2 separate regions of the Homo sapiens genome follow, and region 1 is linked to region 2. Evidence: read pairs that join two places in POLR2A ChIA-PET (ENCODE). Cell type or tissue: K562. All regions are shown on one strand. Each heading gives the region's core, and the rest is flanking DNA. Links, peaks and the distances in the headings are about the cores only. Region 1 overlaps SCN2B (sodium voltage-gated channel beta subunit 2). Region 2 holds the start of ATP5MG (ATP synthase membrane subunit g).

Region 1 (5,371 bases), core at 53-5,052, 240 kb before region 2:
AGAGGGCCATCTCAGTTTCTCTCCCCTTCCAACCACCCCTTCCAACCTCTCTATAGCACACACAACCAAGAAAGTGCATATGTAGTTGGGTTTTCCCCTCCAAGTGCACAAAGCGCAAGAACATTCCAAAATTTGCCTTTGGTGAATCAACTCAAAACACTGAGAAGTTATTACACCTCCCCACACACACACAGTGTAACTTTTGGGGTGGGTGTGGTGAGATGTTTGATATTTGTATATATAATATATCTATACCTAGAGAGAGAGACTATGTACAGTGCATCAGCAAGCTTCAATAAAGGAAGACGCCAGCAAGAGGCACAGCAAGAGACACAGGCTGTCCATCTTTAAGACATAAGTAGGAAGGAAGATTTCTTGCTTCATCACCCGTTAACTGCACCAAGCCATTCCTATGGCCTGGAACTATCCTTTTGGACCTGCCCAGTATTTTCAATTGTCTGTCTGCTTAACCTGACCTTGCAAATATTTACCAGCCCAACCTCCCCAAGGAGACTCGCAGAGAGAAACATGGATCCGATCAGCTTTTCCTTTTTATAAACTGGAAATAACTGTGAAGAGTCCATAGCTAGGGGGCAGATAGCTATTTCCAAAGCCAGTTCCAAGGCACCTCAAAGCAGTTCAGTCCTGAATAATTGTGCTTTGTTCTTATAAGCTAAATCCCATGGGTTAGCCAGCCCGTCTCTCTTTGCAGTGGCCCTTAATTAGGAGGAAGAGACAGATGGGGGGTGGGGGCAGAGGGAGGTTCTGAGAGAGCAGGAGAGGCTGGGGCAGTTGAGAAAGTCAGCCGACTAAAACCAGCAGAGCGTGGTGGTGGGAACATGCAACCAGAAGTGGGGCTCGAACCCCACGGTAGGAAGAGGAAGAACTTGTCAGCATAAGTTAGGAAACAGGGTAGGGAAATGGCTGCTGTGGAAACATCTCTCTGGTTTTCCACCTCTACTTACAGAAGCCCCATTTTGCTCCCAACTTCACCATCCTGGGGGAGGCAGCTCTATGAGTCCTCTGGAGGAGATTCTAAGAGGCTCCAGAAGAAAATGCATATGAGGGCTGAGCACCTGGGACAGAGATGGTTCCTGACCCAGCCCCATCTGCTGGGGCCCTGAGGCCCGTGAAGAGACATTGCTTTTCCTGGGCCCCAGTTGATCAGGGCAGAGGAAAAAAAGACTCCAGGAATCTTGGGCTTCTTGATGGAGAGTTAGAACTTCTTAGAATACACTAGGAAAGCCCGCAAATAATTCCCCTAAATGTTATGGATCCTGGAAAAAGATAAGTTCCCAACATCAGCACAGCTCCTCACTCATCCTGGGAGAGAAGGACACTTAAAGGGTGACCAAAAAAATGAAATCTGCAAGCTGCAGAAATGTATACAACCACTCTTGGTCTCAGCTGGCATGAGGTGCCCGCCACCCACCTCTCTGCCCCCAGCTGGCTGGCTCAAGGATGGGCAGCGTCCATCTGCTGCAGGCATCCTGGCGGCTTAGCCCACCCGCATTGGCAGTGTGTTGATTGGCAGTTAGGTACTGAGCTGATGAGTTTAGCATTTCCAGATGGGCTTGACTCGCTCACCTCACCCAGGTGTTACCAGGCTGGTTGCCCATCCCCCACTCTGCACCCACTCTGCCTGGCCTCTGCACCCTTGACCCTGTTGTATTGCCCCTCTTCCCTGCTGTTTCTCCCTTCCCAGGGCACAGATTCTAGAATCTCTTCATCTTCCCCAACTGTAGCCTTGGAAGCAGTGTCTTGCAGAGGTGGAATTAGATGCACCAAAAAGTTAATCTTGGTCCCTACAGTGCCAACCTGGCAGTCCCCAGTGCTTATGGCTTTGTGTATATCCCCAGTGCCCGGCACAGTGCCTGGCACATAATAGATGCTCAATAAATGGTTGCTGAATTGAAGCAAATTAAGCTGAATCTCCCAGATGATATTGCTGTCTCCCCAAATTGGCAATCTGATGGGCAGAGGCAGGGATTGGTCCCTGAGACTGTCACGGTCCTGTCTCCACCCCCTTTCCTAGACTTATTCCCTACCCTGGGCACCTGACTCCTTGAGTAGGGGTGGGGCAGAGCTCCTGGAAAGGCTGGGAAGTGCTGGGGCAGGGAATGGGGCATTTGCCAGCAGCTGTGCCCTTCACACTTGCTCCCTCCCTCCCTGCTTCCCTCCACTCCTCCTCAGTCCTGGCCAGAGGGGCTGGGCTCCTGGGAGGGGGCAGGGCTAGAGAAGCCCACCCCTCCAACTCGCCCCATCATAGACCAGGACACAGAGGCCCCTCCCACTGGGAAAATGATGGCTCTGTTGCTTCAAACTGGAGACTGAGGAGCCAGAGAAGAGGGCAGGACCCTCAGTTTCTGTCAGTTGGAACCTCAGTTTCCCCATTTTAAGTGAGTGACTTGGCTAGTTGATCTCTGAGGATCTTCCAAGGTCATGGTCTCAGAGTCAGTGTTTCTGCCTCTTGCTCCTTCTCTCAGGCCTAATCAATTTCCATTGAATGTGAGTGTAATGGCAGTGATGGTTGGCTCCGCACAATTGCCTTTTTTTTTTTTTTTTTTTTTTTTTGAGATGGAGTCTCTCTATGTCACCCAGGCTGAATTGCAGTGGCACTATCACTATCTCAGTTCACTGCAACCTCTGCTTCCCGGGCTCAAGCGATTCTCCTGCCTCAGCCTCCCAAATAGCTGGGATTACAGGCACACGCCACCACGCCCAGCTAATTCTTGTATTTTTAGTAGAGATGGGGTTTTGCCCATTTCTACTAAACAGATGGAGGTAATCCACCCGCCTTGGCCTCCCAAAGTGCTGGGATTACAGGCGTGAGCCACTGTGCCTGGCCTACAATTGTCACTTTTGTCCCCACGAAGGGAGTTGTTGGGAGAGGAGCGAGTAGTGTGGCTGCAGATGGGACAGGGCTGGCATTGGCAGCTCAGGTTCCAAGGCCTCCCCTTATGCCGGCCTCAGGCTTTCCCTTCCCTCTCTGTAGCCAAAAGCCAGGTGGAAACCCCACCAAGGGCAACTGGGAGAGTTCTCACTGAAGCCCCAAAGAAAGCTGCCCCACCCTGTGCATGGCCTCCTCATTTCCCAGCCTTGGCTGCCCCTGCCCAGGCGAGGGTGGTTACCCCATGGAGAAGGCAGAGCCTGCAGCAACCTGCATTCACCATGGAGCCCCACCCCTCAGCCCCTCAGCTGACTTTGAAACTGGCCTCTGTTGGTGGGTCCCCGCTGGGAAACATGGCCCCCTACCTGGAGCTGCTCTTCCAGTCTGGCCTCATCCACAGTCCTAAGGGATTAGGAGCCAACGGGAGCCCCAAGGAGGCCACTAGCAATGGAAACGAGGGCCCAACATGGCCTCCTGGGCCAGGGCACATGTCCAGCTTTGCCTGCAGCCCTGGCTTTCCGTCAGTGCCCTGGAATGCACAGTCATCCCTTTAACATGCCCCTCCAAGTTTCAGGAACTCATCGTCACCTCCAGCCTGATGGCTGCTCTGGGCTGGGAGCAGGGGAGGAGCACAGCCGTGCCAGGCCAAGGCCCTCCTGAGGGAGCGCTGTCAGCACAGGAAAGCCCTCCCTCCCCACCAGGTCCTCTCTGAAGCCACTGCCAGGCCAAGCACTGGGCAGGTGGACAGCGGCCCCCTCCTCTACCCCTGCCCACCCACTCCCTTCTCTCTGGGGACCCTCACATGTGCCTCCTGCCTCCCCCCAGGGACTGGCAGGTGGGAGCCCTTTCTCTCCTCTCCCCAGGGCCCACACGTCCCAGAGCATGGCAGGTTTCTCGGATGGAAGAGAGTGGGTCACTCTTGGTGCAGGGTGGGAGATACGAAGTCGGGGGTTCAGGAGGCCCCAGGTGGGCCCTGGGGTCCTAGGTCACGGGAAGCACACCAAGAGCGAGCAGGCAGGGTCACTGTACAGGGCGGAGAGGGGAGGAGACGGGACACGGGAGGCTGCAGGGCCGGCCACCCACTACTTGGCGCCATCATCCGGGTTGCCTTCACCGTCCGTCTTGCCCTCCTCCTCGGTCTTCAGGTCATCTGTGCTCAGCTTCTGCTCTTTTTTTCTCCTCACACACTTGACCACCATCAGCACCAAGATGACCACAGCCAGGAAGCCCCCGACGGAGGCACCCACAATCACGGCCACCGTGGAGTCCCGCTCAGGGGGCTCTGGAAAGGAAGCAGAGCCACTGAGCACCAGGGCTGGGAAAGGGGCCTCCCCCATCACCCCACTACCCGTGGCATGCGTGGAACCATCCTGACTTTACTCTCCTCCACAGACAGGACTTTAGCAAAGCCGAAAAGCAATCCAGTGACTGACCCTGAAGCGCCGCCACCTCCAAATCCCAGGACACCCAAAGCCCCCAGAGGAGCTAGTGTGATGAAGTATTTAAGAGCATGAACTTTAAGATCAAACAGACCCAAATTTGAGTCCTAATTGTACAACTTACGAATTGCGTGACCTTAAGTAACTTATCCTCTCTAACCTCAGTTTTCTAACATGTAAAATGGGCTTAATAATAGTACCTCCCTCAAAGGTTTTCATGAGGATGAGATAATGCATAAACAGAGCTTAGCCCTATGACTGAGACATAGAGGTGCCCAATAAATGAAAGCTGCCATCATCACCATCATTATTATTGCTGTTGTTGTCATTTGAAACAGGGTCTTGCTCTGTTGCCCAAGCTGGAGTGCAGTGGCACAATCATGATTCACTGCAGCCTCTACCTGCTGGGCTCAGATGATCCTCTCACCTCAGCCTCCCAAGTAGCTGGGAGTATAGGTGCAAGCCACCATGCCCAGCTAATTTTTGCATTTTCTGTAGAGATGGAGTTTTGCCATGTTGCCCAGGCTGGTCTCGAGCTCCTGAGCTCAAGCTATCTGCCTGCCTCAGCCTCCCAAAGCGCTGTGATTACAGGTGTGAGCCATCACACCAAGCCCCATTATTAAGACTGGGATTATATTCTGTATCATTACCAGGACTCTCTGGGACATGTTCCCAGGTTCTTGAGGACTAGAGGGAAGAAAATGGATTCCTTCTATGCAGCACAAATGGTTGCTCCCATCCTCAGGAGGGCCTGGCCTCCCCAAAGTGCCCTGAGCAAATGCCGCAGAGAGTAGGTGGGTGGGAAAGGTCAGGGCCCCGCAGCTGGCACCCCAGCCTTCACCTTCCATGAGGACCTGCAGATGGATCTTGCCATGGCCACGGTGGCGGTCAGGGGGGTTCATGATGTAGCAGTTGTAAATCCCCTCATCCTCCGGCTGCACGTTTCTCAGCATCACCGACACATCGTACTTGCTGGGGTTCCCTGAGAACTCCACGCGGTCTTGAAACCGCTCCAGCTTCAGGTTAATGATCTTCATGCGGA
Region 2 (5,371 bases), core at 271-5,270:
ACCCAGCCTGCCTTACCAGGCCTCTGGAGGGGACCCTGGGGTTACCCTCAGGAGATGAATCTCACAGTATGGTTTTCCTAACCAGCTCTCTTTTGGCTTCACTGTTTTTCTTTATCTGGCCTGAACCCCAGGTCTTTGTAATCATTTGCTGTTATCTTCCCCTTTCTTGCTCCTTGTTTCCATACCCCTGCCATGCAAGATGTCAGCCTAGATTAACTCAGCCATTCCCCTCTGCTGTAATATCCAAACTGCAGACCATTGTTGGAGGAAAAACACAATTTTTAGAATGGTACAACCACAAACTTATCTCTAACGTTGCCCAACAACCCTTCTGTGTGTCCTTCAGCTATTCCAAACTTTGGCCTCCTTCCTCAAATTCCTTCTCATACCCCCCTCCCATTGACCCCTCACAGTCCGATGACTTTGCCTTCATTTTGCTGGGAAGATAAAGACTTCAGAGACTTTGAAGACTTTCAGACCTCTCTCCCATAATCACATCTGTGGAAAAGGCCCCATAGATCCCTGGCTAGTTCTCTTTTCCTGCCTCATCAGGGCTCTTGTCAATATCCCTTTTTATCAGGCAGGATGGCCTGTGCCTGTAATCCCAGAGCTAAGCAAGAGGCTGAAGTGGGATGATCTCTTGAGGCCAGGAGTTTCAGGCCAGCCTGGGCAATGTGGCAAGACCCCATCTCTAAATAAATAAATGACTGCCTCTTCTCTGTCTTCAATTTCTCCCCTGAGTTCCACATCCCCCTTTGGTTTTCTGACTTGTAATCCTTTACAGCCATATTTCTTCACCATTCACCCTGGATTCTATCCTAATTTTTTGAAAAGGCGCTAGTTAGTTAAAGATTGCCATATTGCTAAATTAACTTTCCCATCCTTAATTTGACTTTTCTGCAGTATCTAGGGCAGCAGAATCACTCCTTCATTGAAAAGTTCTTAGTTCCTTGATTACACTTCTAATTTTTCTTTCCATCTCTCTAACCATTCCAAAAATCGGAGATTTACTTCTGCTCAGACTTCCCCAGGTTACATTACTTATAGTTCTGTTCCTCTCATCAAATGCCACTTCCCTACATACATCTTTTCCTCCTCATATTAAACTATGAAGTTTCAGCCCTCTGTAGTATACAGCTGTTCTCTTACACATCGGCTCAAGGATCTTTTCTAGGAAGTATGCTGAAATCAGCACCATGCCTAATCTGATGGAATGCCCCCTCTCTGAGTATACATTGCAACTTCAGATCTCAACTCTGCCACTTCCAAACTGTGTGGCCATTTTTCAAGCCCAGTCTCAATGGGGACAATGCCTTACAGGCTTTCTTTAAATTCCAAAATGCCTGGCATAGTGTGGGCGTTCAATACAGGTGATTTTTTCCTCACATCTGCACAGCTCCTTGTGGTTAACTAGGGAATTAGGGGAAATGGATTCCAATCGTGATACAGCACTTTGGGGAGATTGGGATTACAAAAAATCAACTTTAAAAGGGCTATGGGGCCAGGCGCGGTGATTCACGCCTGTAATCCCAGCACCAAGGCGGGTGGATCACTTGAAGCTAGGAGTTCGAGACCAGCCTGGCCAACATGGTGAAACACCGTCTCTACTAAAAGTACAAAAATTAGCCAGGCGTGGTGGCGGGCGCCTGTAGTCCCATCTACTAGGGAGACTGAGGCACAACAATCGCTGGAACCCGGGGGACAGAGGTTGCAGTGAGCCGAAGTCGTGCCACTGCACTTCAGCCTGGGCGACAGAGCGAGACTGTCTCAAATAAAAAGGGCTATGGGTTGAGCCTGGTGACAGCCTGTGTGGTGATTGCTCGGCCCCTAACTTTATATGTTTGGCCTTGGACCCTCTCTACCTCTGTACAACGATCGTGTTGGACTAGAAGAATCTCAGCGAATCCTTCTCCAGTACTGACTTCAAAGGTTCTCAGAATCGCGGCGAAAGCACCCTACGCAAAATAGCGGAGGTCGGCGCCAAGAAAAGCACTGCAGGTTCAGGGCGCATGCGCATTTCCGCTCCTTGCCGGTTTTCCGGACCTCTACGAGTGGCTGCCCCACAAAATGCCTGCTTCTCTGCGGAATCCTACTGTTCTTCACATGCTCTCTAATACCATCTTTTCATATCCACTTTCTCTTCCATGTTGAAAAATTAAATTGACAGGCTGGATTCTGCAAAGATCTTTGGACATTTAAGTATCTTCGACCGGCGCGAAAAGAGGCGGCCTGACCTTGGAAGTGGGACGGGGTCCTGCAGCGGGTCCTTCCGGCGGGTGACATTCAGCCGGCGGTTCGGGGCGACGGACTCTCCATTCCAGAACCATGGCCCAATTTGTCCGTAACCTTGTGGAGAAGACCCCGGCGCTGGTGAACGGTGAGCGCGATGTGAGACCGCCGAGGCGGGCACACGGGCGGCAGGGAGGCCTGCGATGGCCTGAGAGGAAGAAGCGGGCTGCGAAGACCCGAGGGGCCTGCGGGTGCCGGGGCGGGATGGCCTGCAGGTGGAGGGAGCAGGAAGCAGGTTGGCGACTCTTTTCTAGCCTTCCACTCGTCTGACCTGCAGATTGGGTTCTCTACACAACCTAGAAGTTCCTGAATTCTAACCACGACTGGGAAGAGAGGTAGTGTGAAGGAAGCCCGGCGTTGCCCGGCAGCTGCAACCATTACGCCCCCTGAGATCGCTAAGAGCAGGGATCTAGAGGGGATGGTTCTGTTAGGAGAGCTAAGAAAAGGAAGGGCAGAAACGTGAAAGTAAATCAATTCGGCCTCATTACATGTGGTGTTGTTCTCAGTGGAGTATTTGGAAGTCAACAGAAATGTTTAAGGATGGGTGAGCTTTTTTGAACGTTGACTTTGCTTTCTGTCCTAGACGGATTCTAAGATACTTCCGCTTTAATCCGAGGGAAATTTTAGGTGGAAATGGACTTCATGGATGAGTATCCATGCCCCGAGAAGCATAGGACGGGATCCGTATAAACAATAATCTTTGTTACGAAGCTTAGCATTCGTGGAATTTTTTCAGCTTGAAGAGCCTCACTGGTAGACCGCTGTATTTCACAACAACCCTGAATAATCACAGCCTCTGAGTACTAGTTTATTTGGCCAGTAAATATTTCAGTTGTCTTCTCAGTGGCAAGCTATTCATTTTATTCCTGAAGTGAGATAAGCTAAATTGACGTAAGTTTTTCCTAGATGTGCTGTATTCCAGTAAGTGACTGAAGGTCGGATCTCTTAACTTTTGCCTACGTTTATGAAATGTGAATAGAAAGCAGAACTTCAAAAAAAATGTAATACTTTCTAGCCTATTTTGCTGTGTTTGAGTTTGGTTTGGGTATTTTCTTTTTCTTTCTTTCTTTTTTTTTTTTTTTTTTCCTAGAAGACAGGGACTCACTCTGTCGCCCAGGCTGGAGTGCAGTGCAGATCACAGCTCACTGCAGCCTCCACCTCCTAGGCTCAAGCGATCCTCCCACCTCAGCCTCCTGAGTAGCTGGGATCACAGGCACGCACCACCACACCCAGCTAATTTTTGTATGTTTTAAGAGACGGGATTTCACCATGTTGCCCAGGCTAGTCTCTTAACTCCTGGGCTCAAGGGATCCTCCCGCCTCGGTCTCCTAAAGTGCCAGAGTTACAGGTGTGAGCCACAGCGCCAGCCGGGTAATTTATCCATTCTCTCCTCCCTTCCCTCCATCACCAGCCAAACTATGAGTTATTGAAGGCTGTCCTGCAGAACCTCACAGCCTACTAGTGAAACATTTTACACATTTTCCCAAATAATTTCATAAGCTTGCAAGAAAATCTTTTACTTTACTAAGATTGTTAAGATACCTGTCATAGAGCTCTACAATTTTATATAAATCAAAAGAGATGGCCCTGCGGCGGTAGCTTACGCCTGTAATCTCAGCACTTTGGGAGGCCAAGGCGGGCAGATCACTTGAGGGCAGGAGTTCGAGACCAGCCTGGCCAACATAGTGAAACCCCATCTCTACAAAAAATACAAAAATTAGGCAGGCTTGGTGGTGCATGTCTGTAATCGCAGCTACTTGGGAGGCTGAGGCAGGAGAATCGCTTGAACCCCGGAGGCGGAGGTTGCAGTGAGTCAGGATTGCACCACTGCATTCCAGCCTGGGCGACGAAGCGAGGCTAGGTCTCAAAAAAAAAAAATAATAATGCTGGACACTGTGGCTCACGCCTGTAATCCCAGCACTTTGGGAGGCCAAGGCAGGTGGATTACCTGAGGTCAGGAGTTAGACACCAGCCTCACTAATATGGTGAAACCTCGTCTCTACTAAAACAGAAATTAGCCGGGCATGGTGGCAGGCGCCTATAATCCCAGCTACTCGGGAAGCTGAGGCAGGAAAATCTCTTTAACCCAGGAGGCGGAGGTTGCAGTGAGCCAAGATTGCGCCACTGCACTCCAGCCTGGCGACAGAGCGAGACTCCGTCTAAAAAAAAAAAAAAAAAAAACTAAAGAGAAAAAAGGATTAGAGGCTTCACTCTGGACTTTGTGGGTGATTTAAGGCACAATTCTTAATATTTCAAGTGGATTTTTTTTCTGGTGTGGCTTTCACATTTTTTAGGTGGCGCATATTAAGGAATTGCAAACTAATTTTTGTGATCTAAAAAGAAAAGTAACACCAAGGTAATTTTTTTGTTATGAAATATATAATATGAACCCTTCCCTCCGTTGTAAATAATTGAAAGATAACTTGTTATTCTTCCAAAAGTACTTAGAAAGGAGGACTCAACTGGGCTGGAATGTTAACGTGGAAATACATTTTGCTTTATAACATACATAGGCTAGTGTATTAAATGTGAATGTTAAATATTTAATAAAAATTACTGACTATATCTGTTAATTCCCCTGGGGGTCAAAAAAGCTTATGGAAATAAGTAAATTTATCATCAGGTTTGCCTAGGAAGATCATAGAATCTGATTTTTTTTTCCCTTAACTGTAGACTTTATTTGTATTTCAATAGTTTTTCCAATAATCTTTCAGTTCCGGGATCCAATCCAGTGTACCACATTGCATTTAGTTTCTATGTCTTCCCAATCTCCTCTGGTCTGGGACAGTTTCCCAGTCTTCCCTCATCTTTCCTGACCTTGACAGTTTTAAGGTATCTAGGTATCTTGTCTGTCTAGGTATCTGTCTTGTCAAAGTATCTGTCTAGGTATCCTGAAGAATTTCCTCAATCTGGATTTGTCTGGTGTTTTTCTCATGCTTAGTTTGGCACTATGGATTTTGAGGAAATACCACAGTGAAGAGATGCCCTAATCACATGTCAGGAGGTATATGATATTCCTGTGACATCTCTGGTGATACAAGCTTTCATCACTTGGTTATAGGTTCCTCTACTGTAAAGTTAC

What was found. ChIA-PET counts read pairs that join two places held together with the same protein. Peaks named below come from ENCODE experiments on the same cell type or tissue, not always from the same donor. Only the 100,000 strongest peaks of a DNase experiment are listed, where the experiment ranks them.
Region 1: POLR2A ChIA-PET joins it to region 2 with 10 read pairs; 3 of 35 experiments call an interaction of 5 or more read pairs at or near these places.

Annotation. Positions count from the first base shown.
Region 1 is chr11:118,162,915-118,168,285 of GRCh38, forward strand. It overlaps SCN2B (sodium voltage-gated channel beta subunit 2), which reads right to left. Exons shown (of 4, transcript NM_004588.5): 3 at 5,171-5,371; 4 at 1-4,172. The coding sequence ends at 3,973. Among named protein-coding and RNA genes, the nearest start is that of SCN2B, 11 kb to the right of the region's middle. In K562, for the core only: no CTCF peak of the experiment used is centred there; no DNase peak of the experiment used is centred there; H3K27me3 peaks cover 3,614 bases.
Region 2 is chr11:118,399,341-118,404,711 of GRCh38, forward strand. ATP5MG (ATP synthase membrane subunit g) reads left to right here and starts at 2,266. Exons shown (of 3, transcript NM_006476.5): 1 at 2,266-2,377. The coding sequence starts at 2,326. The region is part of intron 3 of LOC100131626 (a long non-coding RNA gene); the gene reads right to left. RefSeq lists enhancers at 1,927-2,006, 2,127-2,990, 3,449-4,039. In K562, for the core only: a CTCF peak has its summit at 2,502 (motif pointing right); DNase peaks (open chromatin) are centred at 2,041 and 2,251; H3K4me3 peaks cover 2,628 bases.